Linked DNA regions of Homo sapiens: region 1 is linked to region 2. Evidence: read pairs that join two places in POLR2A ChIA-PET (ENCODE). Cell type or tissue: Caco-2. All regions are shown on one strand. Links, peaks and the distances in the headings refer to the core of each region. The heading gives the core; the rest is flanking DNA.

Evidence for each region. ChIA-PET counts read pairs that join two places held together with the same protein. Peaks named below come from ENCODE experiments on the same cell type or tissue, not always from the same donor. Only the 100,000 strongest peaks of a DNase experiment are listed, where the experiment ranks them.
Region 1: POLR2A ChIA-PET joins it to region 2 with 6 read pairs; 3 of 35 experiments call an interaction of 5 or more read pairs at or near these places.

What each region holds. Positions count from the first base shown.
Region 1 is chrX:30,639,706-30,642,622 of GRCh38, reverse strand. No RefSeq gene overlaps it. Among named protein-coding and RNA genes, the nearest start is that of GK, 12 kb to the left of the region's middle. In Caco-2, for the core only: no CTCF peak of the experiment used is centred there; no DNase peak of the experiment used is centred there.
Region 2 is chrX:30,746,862-30,749,778 of GRCh38, reverse strand. No RefSeq gene overlaps it. Among named protein-coding and RNA genes, the nearest start is that of GK-AS1, 30 kb to the right of the region's middle. In Caco-2, for the core only: no CTCF peak of the experiment used is centred there; a DNase peak (open chromatin) is centred at 1,218; H3K4me3 peaks cover 1,003 bases.

The sequences.
Region 1 (2,917 bases), core at 149-2,648, 110 kb after region 2:
ACCACCATGTGAAGAAGCTTGGGCTAGCCTGTTGGAGAATGAGAGACCCCATGGAGCAGAGACAAGTCATTGCCACTGAGGCCCTACTAGAAAAACCAGCTTGACAATCACCAGACATGTGAGTGAGGCCATTCTAGAACATGGAGTCTCAGCTCAGCCAGCCTAGACTAGAAGAGCCATCACAAACATCACAAATATCCCATCTATCACAAGACAATCCACAAAATTGTGATCTAAATAAAATATTCTGTTGTTCTAAGCCCCTAAATTTCAAGATTTTTTTTGTTTGTATTTTAAGTTCCAGGGTACATGTGTGCAGGATGTGCAGGTTTGTTACATAGGTAAACATATCAACCCATCATCTGGGTGTGAAACCCAGCATGCATTAGCTATTTTTCCTGATGCTCTCCTTCCCCTCACCTCCCTGACCAAAAGGCCCCAGCGTGTGTTGTTTCCCTCCCTGTGTCCATGTGTTCTCACTGTTCAGCTCCCACTTATAAATGAGATCATGCAGTGTTTGGTTTTCTGTTCCTGCATTAGTTCCTGCATGAGAATAATGACCTCCAGCTCCATCCATGTCCCTGCAAAGGACATGATCTCATTCCTTTTTATGGCTGCATAGTGTTCCATGGTATATATATACCACATTTTCTTTATCCAGTCAATTATTGATTGGCATTTGGGTTGATTCCATGTCTTTGCTATTGTGAATAGGGCTGCAATGAAAATACTCTTGCCTGTATCTTTATAATAGAATGATTTATATTCTTTTGGGTATACACCAGTCAGGAAAAGCTAAGTGGCACATGTCCCACGTGCACAGTGAGTTCCATTTTCCACTATGTGAGGGAATATCAATTACATACCTGGTTGCCCATCTTTTCTCTTCTTCCATTATGGAAAGTATCTTAGTCAATTCTTCAGTTGCAAGGGAAAAAAATATTCATGTAAGTTAGTTAAAAACCAAACTCTGTGTGTGTGTATGTGTGTGATTGCATGCACACGAGCACAGAGGCATGTGCTGAGTGGGAAGTAAGAGATGGTTTTGATAGTAAAACAGAGAACTTTTTTTTCTTTTTTAAGACTGAGTTTTGCTCTTGTTGCCCAGGCTGGAGTGCAATGATGCGATCTCGGCTCACTGCAACCTCCACCTCCCAGGTTCAAGCGATTCTCCTGCCTCAGCCTTCCAAGTAGCTGGGATTACAGGCATGCACCACCACGCCTGGCTAATTTTTGTATTTTTAGTAGGGAAGGGGTTTCACCATGTTGATCAGGCTGGATGGTCTCGAACTCCTGACCTAGGGTGATCCACCCGCCTTGGCCTCCCAAAGTGCTGGGATTACAGGCATGAGCCACTGAGCCTGGCCTAGAACAGAGAACTTTTTAGACACAAGATCAGCAGCTCTGCCAGGCTTCATGTTTGCAGGCGCTGGGAAGCCCCTGAGGACTGAGTCTACTCTCCACAATTTCTATTCTTCATTCCCTCTGGGACTCTTTTGAAACTTTTTCAGCATCCATTCTGTTTTCCTACTTCACTCTGAAGATTGGCTTTCTCTATTTATTCATCAGGCTGTACAGGGTTCCAAATGACACCTCAGTCTCCAAGTCTAGAAGACTCCATCCTTTATTGATTATAATCTGTTTCCAAATACAAACCCTCAAGAAGATCTGACTGGCTCAACTCATTTGCCTACTACCTTTAGTCAAGTAGCCACCCCTGACCTAGTGAGAAGTGGTGACATGGGACAGATGGGGTGGGCAAGAAGATTTTATACATCTGTTGGTTGATTGGAGTTCTGCAGATATAGGCTGGGCTCAGATGGGTATTGCTGCTTCAGGCTATGCTAGCTATGATGGCCTTTTTTCTCACTGTGGGTTGCATATTGGGTAGAGTGGCTTCCTCTGTGATGTTTTCTTCTTTGGACCAGTGAGATACCTTGTTTTGGGGTATGTTCTTCTCATGGTGATGGCAAAAGTGCAAGAGAACAAGTAGAAACATGTAAGCCTATTAAGGCCTAGGCTTGGCCAGGCGCCGTGGCTCACGCCTGTAATCTCAGCACTTTGGGAGGCCAAGGTGGGTGGATCACGAGGTCAGGAGATCGAGACCATCCCGGCTAACACAGTGAAACCCTGTCTCCACTAAAAAATACAAAAAATTAGCCGGGCGTGGTGGCGGGCACCTGTAGTCCCAGCTACTCGGGAGGCTGAGGCAGGAGAATGACATGAACCCTGGAGGCGGAGCTTGCAGTGAGCCGAGATTGCGCCACTGTGCTCCAGCCTGGGCGACAGAGCGAGACTCCATCTCAAAAAAAAAAAAAAAGGCCTAGGCTCGAAATTGTCACACTGACACTCCCTTCAGATATCATTCTCTAAAGCAAATTACATGGCTAGGCCCAAAGACAAGGGGCAAGGAAGCACTCTTAATCCATGATGAGACCATGGCAGTGTCTGCATGAAGGTAGGGCTGAAGAATTAGGGCCAATAATGCAACCTAGCACACCTTCTTTTCAGGTCTTGTGTTGGGAACAGGCCCCCAAATCTGGCCATAAACTGGCCCCAAAACTGGCCATAAACAAAATCTCTGCAGCACTGTGGCAGGCTCATGATGGCCATGACGCCCATGCTGAAGGCTGTGGGTTTACCGGAATAAGGGCAAGGAACGCCTGGCCCACCCAGGGCGGAAAACCACTTAAAGTGTTCTTAAGCCACAAACAATAGCATAAGCAATCTGTGCCTTAAGGGCATGTTCCTGCTGCAGGTAACTAGCAAGAGCCCATCCCTTTATTTAGGCCCATCCCTTTGTTTCCCATAAGGAATACTTTTAGTTAATCTATAATCTATAGAAACAATGCTTATCACTGGCTTGCTGTCAATAAATATGTGGGTAAATCTCTGTTCGAGGCTCTCACCTCTGAAG
Region 2 (2,917 bases), core at 206-2,705:
AGGGACAGCTGCAATCTCATGTTCATTGCAGCACTATTCACAACAGCCAAATATGAAAACAAATGTCTGTTGATAGATGAATGGATAATGAAATTGTGATATAAAGGAGTATTTTGGTACAATATGGTTCAGCCTTTAAAAAGAAGGAAATCCTACCATTTGTGACAACATGGATGAACCTGGAGAACATTATGATAAATGAAATAAACCAGACATAGAAAAAAAAATATATATATATACTGCATGATCTTATTTATGTGTGGAATTAAAAAAAAAAAATTCAATACATAGAAACAGAGGGTAGGCCGGGCGCGGGGTGGCTCACGCCTGTAATCCCAGCACTTTGGGAGGCCAAGGCGGGAGAATCACTTGAGGCCAGGATTCAAGACCAGCCTGGCCAACATGGTGAAACCCCGTCTCTACTAAAACTACAAAAAATTGGCCGGGCGTGGTGACCGGCGCCTGTAATCCCAGCTACTCTGGAGGCTGAGGCAGGGGAATCGCTTGAGGCAGGGGAATCGCTTGAACCAGGGAGGCAGAGGTTGTGGTGAGCCGAGATCGCGCCACTGCGCTCCAGCAAGGCTCTGTCTCAAAAAAAAAAAAAAAGAAAGAAAGAAAGAAACGGAGGGTAAAATGGCGGCAGCGGGGAGCATGGGGAAAAAAAGTGGGAGGAAGCACTTCAAAGGGTAAAAAAAAAAAAAAAAAAAAAAACAGTGGATTTGAACTCCTGTTTTGGTCAACATTTGACTTTTTAATTGCTTACCAGATATGAGCCTTTAAAATATCTTCATCTTTTATTTTGTGCTGACATCCATATACTTAGTTCTGGTTGTTCCTGAGGCCCAAGTACATCCAATCTTTCTTCTACTTAGCTCAGTCTCAGAACACACAGGGTCGTGCAACAAATTTTCTTTGTTTTAAGCTTTTAAAAAAAAAAAGCAGCTAAGTAGGTAGCTTTTACTGCGTCACTCCCTCCTTTACGACAGTGGCGTAAAACCAGCATTTATTATCTCCTGATAATGTGGGTCAGCTAGAGGACTCTGCGCTGGGCTGCCTTAGTTGATCTCACCTGCGCTAACTCATGCATTTGTGGTCAGCTGGCAGCTGGGTTGTCCAGAGGATGACCTCACTTATGGGCCGACAGGTGGTTGTCTATTGGCTGGGGTGCTGTGGAGGTGGGGGAGCCACGTTATTTCTTGTTTTCAGTAGGCCAGTTCGCCTTCTCCCCGCGGCAATTGCAGGATTCTGTTTGCTGCTAGAGAGGGCAAGCCTCAATGTGCAAGCACTTTTCAAGCTTCTGATTGCATCACATTTTTTAGTGTCCCATTGGCCAAAGCCAGCCACATGGTCAATCCAGGTGCAAAGGTTGGAGAAATAGACTACACCTTGGGAAGGGAGGAAAAGAATTTTGATAGTTTGCAATCTACTATAGCTAGTTCAATTTGGATTTCTGTCACTTGATCAACTACTGATAGAAGCTATTTAAAAATGGTTGAAGTGGGCCAGGCGCGGTGGCACAGGCCTGTAATCCCAGCACTTTGGAAGGCCGAGGTGGGCGGATCACCAGGTCAGGAGTTCGAGACCAACCTGGCCAATATGGTGAAACCCCGTCTCTACCAAAAATACAAAAATTAGCCGCGCGTGGTGGCCAGTGCCTGTAGTCCCAGCTACACGGGAGGCTGAGGCAGGAGAATTGCTTGAACCTGGGAGGCAGAGGTTGCAGTGAGCCGAGATCACACTACTGCACTCCAGCCTTGGTGAAAGAGCGAAACTCCGTCTCAAAAAAAAAAAAAAAAAAAAAAAAAAAAAAAAAAAACCAACCTGTTAAGGTGTTAGTGTGGAGTGATGTTTACAATCATATATCATTGCCACAGCAATCACTTACAACTAATCAGGCAAATTTTACGAGACATCTATTTCAAGTCTTTAAACCAACAGTAACTTCAAAGCAATCCCCTACTGGCATCCTACTGGCATTTCAGCTGGGTAATCCCATTTTTAAGGACTTTGGATAGGATATTTAATTAATGATCTCGGAGACACACATTGTATATATTTCTTCTTTGTCCTGAAACTACATCCTTTGCAAATCCAGTTGGTAATACTCCAAAGTGCTTTTCTGCTAGTAGGCTGAGGGACAGTTCTATAAATTCTCAGCTGTGGAAAAGACAATAACAGTTCCCTGTTGCAATAGCAAGCGGTTCTGATTACTTTGTCACACTTCATGTGAGTTTTACCAGAAATGCTGTAGGCTTAAACTGAAAACTCCTCCCAAAGTGGTACAAGTGGCTCCACATATATTTAATCTCCCAGCTCAATAAAACATTCCTATTTCCTGAAGCATTGATGCAGCCATCTGGAGCCCAAAATGACCAGACAAATGGGCAACATTGGTTACTATTGCTTCTCCTCAAGGAACATTAACTAAAATGTCCTTTTAAAGTAAAACATCTGGACCTATTTATCACTATTTAACAATGTGAAGGGGGTTGCTTCCTAAACAGAGTATTGCACTAAGATGCTAAGTATGCATCAAAAAAAACAAAATTCAAGGAGAGAATGACTACAAACATTTATCTTTCCCTAAGACTTAGAACTCTGTCAATGTCGTGTATGGCAAAAAGAAAAGAAAAATCCCCAAAAGTCTTTGAGTTTTCAAAATAAGGTTAAAACTTGCCACTAGATTAGATTCTACAGAAACATATGTAATTTAATGGACACTGAGCCATTCTCTGCCCCAAACACATGCACGCGTGGACGTGCGCACGCGCACACACACACACACACATACACACCCCTTACCAAATTCCTGAATGAATCTTGACTTTTCTTCTGAGAGAGACCTCCTTGGCTAGTCCCTGGTTCCTAAGAGATGATGGTTCTTGAAGGCTTTTAAGTAATGGAATGACATATCAGA